Regions from separate parts of the Homo sapiens genome. Here region 2 is linked to region 1. Evidence: read pairs that join two places in POLR2A ChIA-PET (ENCODE). Cell type or tissue: GM12878. All regions are shown on one strand. Each heading gives the region's core, and the rest is flanking DNA. Links, peaks and the distances in the headings are about the cores only. Region 1 holds the start of LINC02389 (long intergenic non-protein coding RNA 2389). Region 2 has its middle 43 kb from the start of LINC02425.

The links. ChIA-PET counts read pairs that join two places held together with the same protein. Peaks named below come from ENCODE experiments on the same cell type or tissue, not always from the same donor. Only the 100,000 strongest peaks of a DNase experiment are listed, where the experiment ranks them.
Region 2: POLR2A ChIA-PET joins it to region 1 with 11 read pairs; 4 of 35 experiments call an interaction of 5 or more read pairs at or near these places.

Annotation. Positions count from the first base shown.
Region 1 is chr12:64,880,019-64,888,700 of GRCh38, reverse strand. It overlaps TBC1D30 (TBC1 domain family member 30), which reads right to left. Exons shown (of 12, transcript NM_015279.2): 12 at 7,668-8,682. It overlaps LINC02389 (long intergenic non-protein coding RNA 2389), which reads right to left and starts at 4,927. Exons shown (of 3, transcript NR_033988.1): 1 at 4,836-4,927. In GM12878, for the core only: no CTCF peak of the experiment used is centred there; DNase peaks (open chromatin) are centred at 3,895, 4,770, 5,160 and 5,430; H3K4me3 peaks cover 2,163 bases; H3K27ac peaks cover 6,587 bases.
Region 2 is chr12:66,069,503-66,078,184 of GRCh38, reverse strand. No RefSeq gene overlaps it. Among named protein-coding and RNA genes, the nearest start is that of LINC02425, 43 kb to the right of the region's middle. In GM12878, for the core only: no CTCF peak of the experiment used is centred there; DNase peaks (open chromatin) are centred at 5,404 and 5,870; H3K27ac peaks cover 3,581 bases.

The DNA of each region.
Region 1 (8,682 bases), core at 372-8,371:
GAACACTAAAGCCAGGCGTGGTGGCACGCGCCTGTAGTCCCAGCATTTTGGGAGGCCAAGGCAGGAGGATCACTTGAGCCCAGGAGTTCAAGATTACACCGAGCTATGATTGTGCCACTGCACTTCAGCCTGCGTGGAAAAGTGAGACCCTGTCTCTTAAAAATAAAAGAAGAAACACTGGTATTTACTCTGAGGGGTGGTTATGAGAATTAAAGGAGGCAATCCATGTAAGGCTCTTAGCACAGTGCCTGTCAAACAGGAAGCACTCAATAAATATTAATTGTTATTTTGTGTTTATCTTCCTTCACTATCCCATAGACTCATAATTCTCAAAATTTATGGTCTCTAAACCTCTTTAGACAAGATTTAAACTTAACATAAGCTCTCAAAAATTATGAGGACCCTAAAGAGCTTATACATGATATCTTTTATTTAGTGTATTATAAGTAAAGTCAAAATATTTTAATTCTTTTAAAAATACAATAAATCCATTATCATAAATAAGATTCTATGAAAAATAACCACATTTTCCAAAACAAAAATATTTGGTGAAAGAGCAGTATTGCTTTACATTTTTGCAAATCTCTTTCCTATGTGGTTTAATAGAAGACAGCTGGGTTCTCCTATCTGCTCCTGCATTCAAGCTGTTGTGATATCACACATTATGCAGCCTCTGAAAACCTCCTTGTATACTTGTGAGAAAATGGGAGTGAAAAAGGCAAATCACGCCCTGATGTTGCTATGAAAATAGTATGACCTCTCGGACTTTATGAAAGAACCCTGGAGCAGTGTCCAGATTTTCTGATGTCAATATCAGCACCGCAGAGTCTCAAGTTCCAAGTCAGTTCATTGTTGGAGTTGGGAGAATTTTCCCAGACTATAAGGCCAACAGAATTGGATGTGAAAACAACTGCTGGTGCAACTGTGACTAGGCCCTAATTAAATGAGGCAGGAAAACCCTTAATCCCAACCTCACCATATACCCTCCGGTTCAGAAACTCAGGCCTGAGCCATGCAGAAGCCAGACCCCTGTTGTTCTGCCATTTGGATGAAGCTTGTTTGTGAATAAAATACTGGAATCCATCCATTTCTCCGGATTGAACATTAGCAACTGTTTTTTTTAATTGCTTTTCTTGTTTTTGTTTTTTTAATTTGTTTTAGAAGACAGTCAATTCAAAAAAAATTTTCTTGATGTAATTCCTTTTTCAAAAATTATCTTTTTAAATTCTGGAAATCCAATGTTTATGACTTAAGCCTTGTTATTTTTATACTATTAAAGGTTTGGGGTTTAAGGCTTTGTTTTGTGTTTTTGGCAAGCCTTTAAACAAATATTGTTGTTGAATAAGAACCTCTTCAAATGTTTTACTCATTCTTTATTGACCTTTCAAGATACACACAGTAGTGACATCACAGCCACCATGTCTAGCAGTGACACTCCAAACCATTTACCAGGCAAACTTAAGGAGTGGTTCATTCTCTGCACCTGGTGGGGATGGACAGTCCCTCCTGGAGGGGATCCATTGGTTACCTCTAAGATAATTTCAAAAGAAGGTGGAACTGGGACTCTCTGGGGCTGACTACTTTCTCAGGGAGAGGCATCAGGTGCAAAGCTATTTTTATCTCTTCAAAGCTCTACAACACAGGCTAGTCTTCCCCTCCCCCAACTATTTCTAGAAATTTGAAATGTTATTGTATCAGTCAAGACTAAATTGCTGGCACCAAACCCAAATTGAAGAGAAGACTTTTGGAGGGTAAGGGGTGGAGTATCCTCATTTATTGGAAACACTTTGCAATCATTCCACTCAATTTAGGAGGGCTGTGAAAATATAAGCATAAATAAAAATAATATATAAAACAACATAAACAATACAAATAACATCATGTATGGATTTTTGGCTGTGAAAATTATAACAGCAACTTATTACTATGAACAGCATGCTAAGTAAAAATGGTCCTATTCTTAGCTGAAGCACATTCTAATCTCTAGGTCTGTCTCTATCTCTGTCTTTCTAAATTATCTATACTATTTCTATACCTATACCTATATCTCTCTACATATGTAGCTCAGAAACTTTGTACTTGCTGTTTCCTCTTTCTGGAACATTCTTTCCCCCAAATACATGGATGAGGCCTTCTGACACTATAGCAGTCCCTAACAGCAGCTGTGGGCTCTCCTGTGATTCTCATATCAGTGAGCCTCCTACACCAATGATATACTCCATGCACATGGTGGGGGTTAGGGGATTGGGAACATATGGCAACTTGCCAATGTCAGAATGTTATTTTAAGTCACTTAATTACACCGAGCTACAGATTTTCATCAGTGAAAAAAAAGAGTGGTCCAGACTGGTAGTTTCCAAACTCTGTTCCCCAGAACCCCAAGATCTCCCCCAAAGCAACTTCAGGGGTAATGCTGGCAACCAGAGAGGAAACCAGTGTGCAGAGCTCTGGCCTCTCTGCCCCCACCTGAATGAGGGTAGTGGTTCAGTTGTACTCCAAAAGTCCAGATATTCACCCTAAAACATACAGGGATTTAGTATGTGATTATAAAGGTGGCATTTTTAATCAATAGGGGAAAGATTAATAAATGGTGCCGGCACCACTAGGTAACTATTTGGAAAAAATAAATGTTAAGATGGAACCTTAGTTCCCAACTTACACAAAAGTAAATTCCAAATGAGTCAGATTTAAACATAAAAAATGAAACCATAAAACTAGTAGAAGGAAAAAATTAAAGAACTTTAACCACAAAGAAGTAGAGAGAGCCTTTCCAAACATCACACAAAACCCAGAAGCTATAATAGAAAAGATTAATAGATATGACCAAATAAAAATGACCTTAAATCTATATACATGTCAGTAAATCAGCATGAACAAAGTCAAAAGATAATTGACAAAATGAGAAAAATATTGTGACACAGATTACAGACAAGGATGTTTTTCTTAACGCATAAAAAACTCACAAATCAGTAAGAAAAAGGCTGGGTGTGGTGGCTCATGCCTCTAATCCCAGCACTCTGGGAGGCCGAGGCAGGCTGATCACGAGGTCAGGAGATCAAGACCATCCTGGCTAACATGGTGAAACCCCCATCTCTACTAAAAAAAAAATACAAAAATTAGCCAGGCGTGGTGGCGGGCACCTGTAGTCCCAGCTACACGGGAGGCTGAGGCAGGAGAATGGCATGAACCCGGGAGGCGGAGCTTGCAGTGAGCCGAGATCGCACCACTGCACTCCAGCCTGGGCAACAGAGTGAGACTCCATCTCAAAAAAAAAAAAAAAAAAACCAGTAAGAAAAAAAACAGCAAGAATGAGCAAAGCCTATGAACAAAGGACATATAAATAACTTTTAAATATATGTCAACCTTATGCATATTTTTCAAACATACATTAAGTACTCACCCAATCAGAAAAGATCAAAAAATTTGATAAGATTCTCAGTAATGTGGGGGTAGGAGGAATTGGGCACTTCCTTACATTGCTGATGGAAGCAGAAACTTATGGAACATCTGTGGAGAGCAATTTGGCAACATGTATCAAAATTTTAAATGTGCATTGTTGACAAGTAATTCCATGTCTTAGAATTTATTCTTTAGCTAACTTCCTTATTAGCAATATTACATCATATGTACAAGGATATGCATATTCCATAGATATGAAATTGGAAGCAAACAAATAATCTAATAATAGATTAGAGAATAAATGTATTGTGCACAGACCTGAAATGGAAATCTATGCAGCAGTAAAAAAGAACGAGGTGGCTCTACTTGCACTGTTCTGGAACAATCTCCATGGTACATAGTGAAAAAGGAAAGTTCAGAAGGTTATTGTGTTACTGCTTACGAAAGTGTGTGTGTGAGAATGTGCTTGAATATGCATAAAACATCTCTGAAAGGATACAAAAGAAAGGAGTAACATCGGTTTCCTGTGGGTAGAAGCTTTGAGTGGATAGGGGACAAGGGGTGGAGGGAGACCTAGTTTTCCTATGTGCTTTTTCGTACATGTTAAATTTTCACCTTGTGCAAATATTATCTACTTAAAGTACAAGTCTAAACAATAATTTTATAATGTTCTGCTCCTTAAAAACCTTTGAAAATCATTGAGCTACATGATGCCTAGGATTGCCATTAGTAATGTTTATTATTGTGATATAACCACTTTTTATTAAATAATATCATGATTCTGTAATTTGTTTCACACTTGACAAATGTACTAGAAATTCTGCTCCATAGCTATACATGCAACAAAAATCTTTACACTTTTCACCATCTGTTAAATTCTGTTGCATAGACATTTGTGGAGTTCATCACATACGTTATATGTAGCTCAACCTTCCCCAGACCTTAGCAACTTCTTGGTCCAGATAGGGTCCCTGCAGCAACAATGACTCAACACCGTTCTCACAGACATATTTTGAAACAGGGCCTATAAAGTCCTCCCATCCCCTTAACTGGGCAAGGTTTTCTTTTTATATGTATATATATATATTTTTTTTTATTATACTTTAAGTTCTAGGGTACATGTGCACAACGTGCAGGTTTGTTACATATGTATACATGTGCCATGTTGGTGTGCTGCACCCATTAACTCGTCATTTATATTAGGTATATCTCCTAATGCTATCCGGTTTTCTTGAAATCTTCAGGGGGTGCCTCTCATGTGTTCCCAAACAAGTATGCTCCCAGCAGGCACTCCCACGGCTCTGCTGAACACTGCAGGTCCCGTGAGACCCACTTTCTCACCCAGCCCTGCTGCTTCCCCGCAGACGCCATTAGAGATGCCCTAGAGCCCCCCCCCCCCCCCGCCCCCGACCCCCCGTGAGAAAGCTGCCGCTCACCTGGGGGAGATGGAGCGAATGCCACGCTCTGTTTCCATTGCGTTCTGTCAGACAAATCCCACAAATATGCTGCTTGGGCTCCCAGATTTTATGGAACTTGGTGACACAGCTCTTCTTGTTTTGCTCACAGTCACTCTGCCCTCAACAGGACTCCTCCGGGAATGCAGATGGAACCGGAATGGTAGACAAAACTGGGGAAAGACAATCACCTCTCCTTCTGTGATGAGAATATAAGACCAAAGAAGACTCAAAGGGCTTGAGGAAAGAACCATCTTCAGAAAACAAGAACCATGTTCCTTGACTCTGTCACCTCTCTACACCACCTATTATTATCATGGGAAGACGGAGCCAAAACTGAGAGAGCAGTTTAGGAGAGGTTTGAGTCACTGGAAAGTAAAAAATAATCCTGACTACTGTTCACTGATACAGCCACCATTTTGCCCTTATAATCTGTAATCTTCACAACACCTCTGTTTCAGTTAAGAGTTTTTCAACATGAGTGGTAGAAAATCTGACCAAACTGGCTAAACCCCAAAATTGGAATGTTAGCTGATATAGTAAATAAGCTGAGACAAATTGGCTTTGGGCGTGGCCTGATCCAGAGCTCACAGGCCCTGAAAGCAGCCTGCTTTCTCTCTGTTTCTCAGCTCTGCTTGCTGAGTGTTAACTCTTCTCCAACAAGCTCTCCCCTCATGGTTACAAGAGAGCTGCCAGCAACAACTCCTGGGCTTTTTCCTTCCAGGTTAAATTCTGTTGCATATTCATTTATGGAGTTAATCACATAAGCTATATGTAACCCAATTTTCCCCAAACTTTAGCAACTTAGGACCAAATCCAGTAGAAATGAGTGAGTCTGCTTACGTGAGAGTTCAAAACAAGAGCCTAGGAATTGAGCTTCTTTTCCTGTGGCTCATCCATGGGTCAGACACCATGGTGAGGAGGAGGAAGAGTGCTGAGTGTCTGAGCTCAGGCCCTGTGCTCCCTCCAGGGCCATCACTGTCACCGGAAGTACATGGGCAGAGGTGGAGGAGGGCTGGCTCCCCAAGCAAAATTAAGGCAATGTTGCCAAAGCATAGTAAATTCTGGGCAGCAAAGACGGCAATTGTCCACAACAAACCCTATGAGATTGAAATTATTCTCATTGTACAGATGTGGAAATTGAAGGTCTCAGATGTTAAGTAACTTGCCCCAAATCATATAGTGGCATAGATTGGATTTTACCTCATTAATGTGTGCGATGAGACCAAAAGGATAGGTAGGTATCTGCCAGGCAGACTGAAGCAAGGAGGGTGCTCGAAGCAAGGATTTATGAATACACAGCAGTATGAGGGCATTAGCGGAGTGGGGGGCCTTCAGGGAACTTGGAGTTATGGGCAAAGTTATAAGACAGTGTAGCAAAGGAAAAGCTCAGGCTCTGGTGTCAGATAGATCCAGATGTTATTTGCCAGCTAAATAGGTTGCAGTGAGCAGGTTGCAGTGAGCTGAGATTGCGCTACTGCACTCCAGCCTGGGCGACAGAGCAAGACCCTGTCTCAAAAACAAAAAAAAATTACTAAGGGAGGTTTGTTTGTTTTTTTGCTTTGTTTCACATTTTAATATAGATTTCTGGACTCTCCAGGGATAGAGAGATTCCTAGGTTGAGGTATCAGGAAGTTTCCTCCCAGAAAACTGTTGATCACATAGGGGAATTCATCCACCTCCTTCCAACTGGCCAAGGATGTAACTGCTCACTTCACCTTCATCATCTGTAATACAGTGCCAGTAAGCTTCACAGAGCTCTTGGGAGGAATAAGTGAGATAGCACAAAGGAGCTAGTATAGTGCTGAGCTCAAGGAGCTCCACCAATGGTTGATATTATGGTGCTGGTGAGGATAGGTTGCACGAGGTAATGAATGGGGAAGCTGTGGGAAAATAAGACGGAAAATTAACCATGGGTCAAATCATGCTAAGATAAGGATTTTAGCTTTTACCCTCCAGAAATTGAAGAAAGATTTTGACCAGAGGGATGGCCCAATTAGTTTTTCATTTTAGAAAGATCATTCTGGCAGCAGTGTATAGCCAAGCAGCAGAGAGGTGGGGTGGGCAGGGGGAGGGTCCAAAATGGATGGCAGTGAGACCAGTTAGGAGACCATTACAATACAGTCATGTGCCACACCACGTTTCAGTCAACGATGGACCTCATGTGCTATGGTGGTCCTGTGTGATTGTAATACTGTATTTTTACTGTACCTTTTCTAATATGTTTAGATACACAATTACCATTGTGTTACAACTGACTGCAGTGTTCGGCACAGTAACTTGCTATACAGGTTTGTAGCCTAGGAGCAATAGGCTACACCATATAGCCCAGGTGTGTAGTAGGCTATACCATCTAGGTTTGTGTGAGCACACTCCGTGATATTCGCACAATGTTGAAATTACCTAACAATTTCCCCATCGTTACCCCCGTCATCAGGTGATATATGGCTATAGTTAACTTGTTCAGTGGTTGCTAAACTTAGTTCAACGTTCAAATTACTAAGGAAGGCCAGGCACAGTGGCTCACATCTGTAATCCTAGCACTTTGGGAGGCCAAGGTGGGCGGATTGCTTGAGGCCAGGAGTTCAAGACCAGCCTGGTGGACATGATGAAACCCCATCTCTACTAAAAATAGAAAAATTAGCCGGGAATAGTGGTGCACACTTGGTAGTCCCAGCTACTTGGGAGACTGAGGCAGGAGAATCACTTGAACATGGGAGGCGGAGGCTGCAGTGAGCCAAGATTGTGCCACTGCACCCCAGCCTCGACAACAGAGTGAGACCCTGTCTCAAAAAGAAAACAATTACTAAGGAGGTTTTTTTTTATTTTTTGCTTTGTTTCATGTTTTAATATAGATTCCTGGACTCTCCAGGGATAGGGAGATTCCTAGGCTGAGGTATCAGGAAGTTTCTTCCCAGAAAACTGTTGGTCCCATAGGAGAATTGATCCACCTCCTTCCCAGTGATCAGCATTGCCTAAAGGAAAACTAGAATTGTTATAGCAAGGATGTAAACACTAAGAAACAAGTGAACTTTCTGGTTTTTTAATGTTAAAACAACAACAACTCTTGAAGCCCCTGGGGCACAGGTTGGTGTAGCTAGATAAAGATTGCCTGGGATGGAAGGGATGGAGAGAATGGAATCAAGTGACACTTTGCAGGTCATTTGGTCTCACCAGAGCAAACGACCAGGAAGGAAGCAACCTTCAACGTGATGGTATTTGAAGGCGGGGCCATTGGGAGGTAATTAGGTTTAGATGACACCAGGAGGATGGGACCCTCATGATGAGGTTAGTGCCCTTATCAGAAGAGGAAGAGACCAAAACATACTCCCTTTCTCCATTGTGTGAGGACACAGTGAGAAGGTAGCCATCTGCAAACCAGGAAGAGGGCCCTTCCTCACCAGATACCAAATTTGCAGACACGTTGATCTTTGACTTCTCAGCCTCCAGAACTGTGAGAAAGAAATGTCTGTGTTTAAGCCACCTCAGTCTATGGTACTTTGTTACAGCAGCCTGAACTGAGTCAGACATTCAGCATTGGGAGATGGCCAGCAGGGAACGGCATGAAAGCTGACCCAATACCTACAGTACCAGTCCCCATTCAGGTGAGCACTGGCTGCCTTTGTGGAAGAACCACTCCAACAGTTCTGCCTTCAGCCACTGTCCAGCAAAGGCCTCCCATCCATCACTGTATCCTGGTGGCTCTATGACTGTAGACTTGCTGACTTTACTCTGAGCTGCCTGATGTGGATAACAGATAACTCCCACTTCAATGGTCCAAATACTCACCGGCCTTCACATTTCCATCCTGGGGATGAATCATAATTCA
Region 2 (8,682 bases), core at 541-8,540, 1.2 Mb before region 1:
GATGGGCTGTAAGCATGGAGTTCTGGCAGCTCTCTTGCCAACATGAGGGCAGAAATTGGGAGAATGGAGATAACACTGAGAAAACCAGAGTCAAAACGTAGAGAAAACAAATGTAATTGGTATTATCAGAGTCCCTGGATGCAACTATGTCTGATGATAGATTAGGCATCACTTTTATGAGCCAGTTAAATATCTTTTCTTTTTCCTGTGCTAAATTGAGTAAGTTTCTGTCGTTTGTATCTAAGAGATTTATATACTATATTATTCATCACATTTCCTTTTAGGAAGAAATGAAGCATAGGACAAAGTGCAAGAAGAGGAGGGGCAGAACAGAGGTTGAGCTTAGGCTGTCATCTGAAGACAGAAAGAAGGGGGGGATTCTAGAGTGTTTTGAAGGTCAAACTGTGGCATAGGCTATCAAGAATCAAAGGGACAAAGTGACCTCGCTGAGGCTTAGCCTTTCAATCAGGTCCATTGTAGGTATACTAACCAGGGGAAACCAATGACCCAGGTCTATTCTTAGCACAGCTGTTAACTTAAGAAAGCTTCTTGGAACTTGGAGCTCTCTTAGAACCAGACTTTACCAGGTTACTAATTTACCAGGTTACTAATAGTTTTGATCCTCTTTGAACTTGCCTTATGCTTGAATCAAATTGTCTTAATCAAGTAGCCACTCATCTGATGCTCTGAAGACCATCTTCATAAAAATCCTGTAGCTTAATAGGCTTTGTGTAGACAGTACAAGAACTGTAACCCATTGGAAACTAACCTCATCAAAAACAAAGCAGAGATATTGCAAAAGCAGAGGTGGAAGAGAACGTCTCAGGGCACAGATAAAATCACCTATTCGCCCATGGGTAAAATCAAATTCCTCTTGAAAATGAAAATTCTTTTCCCATCCAGAGTGCATTCTCTTATACCATGTACTCAAGACATTCAGAGAAATTCCGTTTCTTTTTCTCTAAGAAAAAAAAATTAGTTTCATCCTTCTGCACTGTGAATTTTGCCTCTTTTGAAGCAAATGGTACTGTTGAAGAATGGCGACTTGGTACGACTGGCAATACTTAAATAACAATAGTGCAAATATTTTAGAGGGGATTGTAAAGGATTCAACATTTTTATTTAAACTCAAGGTTTATTAAATACTTGCCTCAACTCATGATAAGGCATTTTCCTCCCTCTGCCTCAGCCTCACAAATCATATTTCATAAAGGACATCATTCTTAGAGTTTTCAATTCATGAAGATATGGATCCTTGAGTTGATTAGAACATGGGTTTTAGAGTGAGCTGGACTTCAGGTCTAGGTTCCACAAAACAGTACAGCGTGATCTTGCGGAAATTTCTCAGTCTTGATTTTTCTCAACTGTAAAATGAGGCTGCTACTACTTACTTCAGGGATTGCTGGAGGATTACACAAAACATTTTGGGTGCAACAGCACTTGCACAAATAAGCACTACACTAGTTGAAGGGTTAACTGATGCTATTATTATGTAATCAAAAGGCCAAACTTTTCTGTAGATTCTTCCCTCTACTGCAAGGACTCAAAGAAAAGGCAGCACATTTTTCGAAGCTCAGAAGTTCTTTTTGATTTCTCAGTTCTGAAAATAAGAGATGACTTCTACCTTCAAGAGAGAATTGAGCACATGTCCTAAAGATGCTGTTTTAGAGAAATTGGGTATAAGTTAAAATTTTTCTTGTAAAATTATATTTCAAATATGCCTTGGCCCACCAGTCAAAGGATCCTAATGCTAACTTCTATTGTAAATGGCAATAGATTGCCATTGTAATGGTTACAATGGTTACAATAAATAAATAAAATGTAACAATGGTTACAATGGTTACAAATGAGGTTACAATGGTAACCTCAATTGTAAATGGCAATTGATGGGCTATCTGGGGTCAAATCCTCACCTTTGCCACCCCAGCTTCCCCAGTCTCTTCTGCAACACATTTCCAAGAATCTCCCTCTTCACTTGTTTCTGGGCCTGAGTGGGCCAGTGCGAGATCCATGGTGAGACCTAGAAGGGAGAAGAGGAGAGACTATTACTCTCCAGAGGCATTTTCAGGCCAGCGTGTGGGCTGATCACACATGAATGGTCTATGGTTGCTACTGGGTGAGCTCCTGCTAATTACCTGCTTTGGTCCTGCAAGTGGCTGCTGTAGTTGGTAATGGCTTTTTGAGAGTCATTTGCTTTAGTGCAGGCTGAGAGCCTCCGGAAGAGCTCTTGAGAACCGCTCACATAGTCTTGCAGACTGGGATAATGGGTGATGGCTTCCCTGACCTTTGTTCCCCAACCCTACCAATGTTTGTGTAAGCCTCTACTTCCCTCCATTAAAGCCCTTCCTCCATAGAGTGACTTCTGTTTTCCTGACCCAACTTTAACCAAAATGGACAACATAGTGTATTGAACACTAAACTTAGAGTCAAAAGACCTTATATATTATGGTTATTCCATATCATCCCATATTGGCCTAAATCATTTTTTAAAGGAAATTTTCATTTTCCATTTGTGGATGTAACATAATTCATTTAACCAATCCTCTGTTGAAGGACACTCGGTTTCTCATTTCTGATTTTTCTCTGTTTTAACACCAATGAACATCCTTGTATACTTTGCACACTCATGTGAGCATATCTGTAGAATAAATTTCTGGAAGTGAATGCTGTGTCCCCAAATAGTAGTATCAATTCCAAAAATAGTATGTAGTTTTTACTTTTGTCCTTTAGAAACCACCTGTGTGATTAGGTAAATTAATTAATCTGGGCCGGGCATGGTGGCTTACGCCTGCGATCCCAGCACTTTGGGAGGCCAAGGCAGGTGTATCATCTGAGGACAGGAGTTCGAGACCAGCTTGGCCAACATGGTGAAACCCCATCTCTACTAAAAAGACAAAAATTAGCTGGGTGTGGTGGCGGATGCCTGTAATCGCAGCTACTCGGGAGACTGAGGCACGAGAATCGCTTGAACCCAGGAGGTCAAGGCTGCAGTGAGCCAAGATCGTACCACTGCAGTCTAGCCTGGGTGACAGAGCAAGATTCTGTCTCAAAAAAATAAAAAATAATAATAATCTGTGTTTCACTTTCTGTGTCAGAAACCCTCTGACTTTTTCTAAGAAAAATGTTTTCTGTTATTTATGTCTAAGGTAGTAACAGCAATAGTAATAGTGATAGTATAATCACTGAAATCTATTTTCTTTCTAGAGGATCAAATTTAAAATATCATAAAAGTATTTTCCTTTTCTTTGTATTTAAAAGTATGTATATCATTCAAGGATATCTGATTGAACTTTCACTAAAATGTATCAGGAAAGTCCTGTTACCGTGTGTGAGCTGGGATACAGAGGTCATGAGGTGAGATCTCCTTGTTTCATGCTTCTTTCTTTCTGCAATGCCAGGACTATGTGGGAGGACAGTGTTTACATTTGTGGCCGGATATATATTTGTGTGGAAAGCAAGAAATGCTTGAAGCATTATTTCAAGTTCATAAGAAGTGTGTGCTGTTATTCCTTGCAACTACTATCAACATGTATGGCTTCCACAACAAAATTTTTCCCCTTTTTTCTTTATCATCACTGGATGGAAATATACAGCTTACTGCTAAGATCATATTTCCAGGTTAGTGAGGTAAGAGTTCCTAAATCTTTATTTATTTCAGATCTCAATTATGAGGCTATATTGCAAGTTTGATAGTGTCTAATCCATCATAAGTACTCAATAAGTATTTGTTAAAGAACAAATGGTTTCATTAACTACAGAATGCATTGCAGTGTATTTTTCCACTATAAAATTTCTACCACCTTGAAGATATCAGAAAAGTTTCCTATATTCCTTGCCATTGCTTTTCTGCTCTCAGTTTAAGAGACAGCTTGCCTCTCATGATCAACTGCAGAAAACTTTGTGGTTTTTTGTTTGTTTTTGTTTTGTTTTGTTTTGAGACAGGGTCTTGTTCTGTTGCCCAGGCTGGAGTGTGCAGTGGCATGATCATAGTTCACTGCAGTTTTGAACTCCTGGACTTAAGCTCAGCTGGCACACATCACCATGCTCATTTAATTAAAAAAAATATATATATATATATTAGCAGAGACGAGGTCTTGCTATGTTGTCCAGGCTGGTGTCAAACTCCTGGCCTCAAGCAATCCTGCCACCTTGGCCTCCCAAAGCGTTGAGATTACAGGTGTAAGCCACCTCAACCAGTACCCTCCCTTCTTAAAAAATAGAGATAGGGTCTCATTCTGTTGCCTAGGCTGGAGTGCAGTGGCACGATCATAGCTCTCTGTAACCTAGAACTCCTGGCCTCTGCCTCAGCTTCCCCAAGTGCTGGGATTATAGGCATGAGTTGCCACACCTGGCAAGTGCAGGAGAACTTATAGAATCTTACAGAATTGGCCGGGTGAGTGGCTCACACCCGTAATCCCAGCACTTTGGGAGGCTGAGGTGGGAGGATCACTTGAGGCTAAGAGTTCGAGACTAGCCTAGTCAACATGGCAAAACCCTGACTTTTCTGATAATACAAAAAAAAAAATTGTCAGATGTGGTGGCATGCACCTGTACTCCCAGCTACTCAGAAGGCAGAGGCAGGAGAATCACTTGAACCAGGGAGGTGGAGGTTGCAGTAAGCCGAAATAGCGCCACTACACTCCTACACTCCAGCCTGGGTGACAGAGGGAGACTCTGTCTAAAATTTAAAAAAAAAAAAAGAATCTTATAGGATTTCTGGGTTAAACTTCTTTTTTAAAAATGCCAGAAGATATGCTAGCTGTTTTTTGAATGGAATGTTGTTGCACCTTGCACCTCATTTTTTTTTTTTTTTTTTTGAAATGGAGTCTCGCTCTGTTGCCCAGGCTGGAGTGCAGTGGCGCAATCTCCGCTCACTGCAAGCTCCGCCCCCCAGGTTCATGCCATTCTCCTGCCTCAGCCTCCCGAGTAGCTGGGACTACAGGCACCCGCCACCACACCCGGCTAATTTTTTTCTGTTTTTAGTAGAGACGGGTTTCACAGTGTTCACCGGGAAGGTCTCGATCTCCTGACCTCGTGATCCGCCCACCTCAGCCTCCCAAAGTGCTGGGATTACAGGCGTGAGCCACCATGCCTGGCCGCACCTCTATTTTTAAGCAGGACAAAATATCTTTGGAACAGCCAAATAAGTGAAGAGTGTTGAACTAATTGGAAGAAGATGAAACTTAATGGACTCCCCTCTGCTCACTTTTTTCTTATCCTTGGATTTGATTTTTGAATAATTTTATTTGGAGAATGATTTGGTGATACCCTGGAAGAGATTCGAGGGATTAACTGTAATGGCCAGTTGGTCGCAAGCCACGTAAGGAACCTCACATGATTCAGAGTGTGAACCATTCCTAAAACGGAAATTAGAACTGAAATTTTCACATGTAGACCTAGCGCTAATGGGAAATCAACATAGAAAAAGTTACGTTGCAACTGAAAACATTAGGCTTGGAAGCCAGACACATCACACTTTGATATCTTACAAGTTGAGTCACTTTAGCCAAACAAGTTTCCTCATCTTTACAACTAGGTGATAATGCCGTCCTCCCAGGGATGCTAATAGGCTGAAATAAGACAAACAGCTTGCAATAGACACATCCTGATATTCTTCTGTTATCATTGAGTGTGTTTGCAGGTTGAAGAACTCAGACAAGGAATGGATTTTTATATATTGGTCCCTCTCGCATTCAAATTTGTAGTTAGTAGATCAACAAAACATAGGCTTGATGAACCAACCCTTAAAACTATAGATACTGCCTTGTAATCTGTTCCTACACATTTATTTCTTATAACAGGGCTTAGGAAAATTTCTCTTTCAGTTTTAATGTTTCTCACTTGTTAAGTGAAGGTGTTCGCATAAGAGGAACTTCTAGGTTCCCACAACTCTCTAAGAGGAAGCTTATGCTGTTTTTGTTTCACTGTTGGTCCAACACAGGTCACAACTTTGGATTATTTTCCCTCCCAGTCCTGAACCCTCTTGGAAACACCCTTATTCTATGTCACCAGCCCCCATCCCTTATCTTGATAAAAAATTTGTTCAGATTGTATCTTTGGCCTGTCTATAATCTCAAAATAGGGGAGCCTCAAACACACATTCCTAGAATTTAGAGATAGCAATTTGTGAAATCATTAAAACTAGTCACAGTTTATGGCAAAAGTTTAAAAAACAAAACAAAACTTGTTGATTTCATTCACGTCTAAAAAATATTGTATTCATTTTTGTTTTAACCTCAGTGTTAGAAGTGAAATATGCAGACTGTGAAGCTGGTAAATGTTGGGGCATATATTTAAGGCAAAATACACTGTAGTCTCCTCAAAGCGCAGGAAAGAACAAAACTCTTATGCCCTGGATGTATGCACTGCACTGTTTGTAAAGGAAAACAGCTTCTCTCTGGGCCCAAGAGAAGCAAGAAGTGGAGGGACTGGAATCCCCCACAATGCAGTGATTTCCTCTTTTTCTATTCTTAGGCCACAGCAGTCTCTAAGGATATGCTAACATGTTCTTTCCTCACCAAACTCCCTGAGGAAAGGGTCCAGAGGAATGGCTCATATCAAGGGTCCTAGAACTTGGAATGAGGAAACCTAGAACTTGGAGCCAGACCTAGCAACTAGAGGGTAAATCCAGTTTCCCCAGTAACACCCCATCCCTCCCTGGGTGCAGTCCCTCAGCGATTAATCTAAGCTTCTGATACAGGTTATAGGGGCAAAGAGATAAAGGGCTAGAATTTCCAAGACTGGGTGGAGTTGAGGCTCAGAATTCTCAGCCTATTCCCCCCAGGGCGTACCATGCAGTTAGCCTGCCAGTGTGGGGGTGGTGGGCCGCAGGGAAAGTAGTGAGGGTGAGCTATGCCACTCACAGAAAGTCAAGTTGGTAACCAGTATGGGGTTACCTATGATATCGAGAAAGGGGCCCCCACTCCCACATCTTTTGCACCAGAGTCCCCCTCCCTGGTTAGCCTAGAAATGACCTGGACTCCAGCCTTCGGCTCTCTCATCTGCCTGGCACAGCCCTGCTACAGCAGCATCCTGAGGTGGAGGGCTCATCTCAGTAGCTCCCCCTTCAATAGCTAACTGCTTTTTGCTGAACAGTAATGCACTATCTCAGTTTGTTTTCTGTTCGTATTACAGAATACCTGAGGCTGGGTAATTTACAAATAAAAGAAATTTGTTCCTTACAATTCTAGAAGCTGAGCAGTCCAAGGTTGAGAGGCTGCATGTGGTCAGCTTCTGGCAAGGGCCTCATGCGGGGTCATAGCACGGCAGAGGCGCCACAGGGCAAGAGGGTAGGAGCCCGAGTGTCAGCCTGGGTCTCTCTTCCTCTTCTTAGAAAGCCTCCAGTCCCATCATGGGGGCCCCACCCTGAGGACTTTATCTAATCCCAACTACCTCCCAAAGGCCCCACCTCCAAATACCATCAACATATGAATTCTGGGATTCCGTTTCCGACATATAAAATTTGGGGGACACATTAAAACCATAGCCAATACTAATTTCTCAGAGCCCTCCAAAATATATTCCTAATTGACCTCTCCTTCTGTTTTCTTTTCCTTCCCAAACTATATCCTCTATTTCAAGAAACATCTTTATATAATTCCCAGAAATTACTCCGTGTTTTCCCACTTTCAGGCCCTTGCACTTACACCCTCTGCCTGTTTGCCCCCTGAATACTTGCTGGCAGAGCTTGTGGCCACAGTGTTTGGCCTTAGATAACTTTGCCACAAAATATCTCACTTTCATTGTTATTATTTTTGCATCGCTCTTGTATAGTGACCTTGGAAACAAAAGACATCATTCTATTTATAGCATTCTGGTTTTAGTAATCATATTTTCATTTTAAAAATATAGTAATTTTTGGCCAGGCACAGTGGCTCATGCCTGTAATCCCAGTACTTTGGGAGGCCGAGGCGGGCGGATCACCTGAGGTCGGGAGTTCAAGACCAGCCTGACCAACATGGAGAAACCCCGTCTCTACTAAAAATACAAAATAAGCCTGGCGTGGTGGCTCATGCCTGTAATCCCAGCTACTCGGGAGGCTGAGGCAGGAGAATCACTTGAATCCGGGAGGCGGAGGTTGTGGTAAGCTCAGATTGCACCATTGCACTCCAGCCTGGGCAACAGGAGCAAAACTCCCTATCCAAAAATATATATATATGTATATATATTTATTTTATATGTATATATATTTATTTTATATATACACACATACATATATATGTATATATGTGTATATATATGTGTATATATCTATATGTATTCAGGAGGCAAACAGGCAGAGGGTGTAAGTGCAAGGGCCTGAAAGTGGGAAAACACGGAGTAATTTCTGTGAATTATGTAAAGATGTTTCTTGAAATAGAAGATATAGTTAGGGAAGGAAAAGAAAACAGAAGGAACGGTCAATTCGGAATATACTGACTTTTGGGAGCCCGCCTCGGCCTCCCAAAGTACTGGGATTACGGGCATGAGCCACCACGCCGGGCCAAAAATTACTATATTTTTTAAATGAAAGTATGATTACTAAAACCAGAATGCTATAAATAGAATGATGTCTTTTGTTTCCAAGGTCACTATATAAGAGCAATGCAAAAATAATAACAATGAAAGTGAGATATTTTGTGGCAAAGTTATCTAATACATATATGTGTTTATATAACATATACATATATGTGTATATATAAC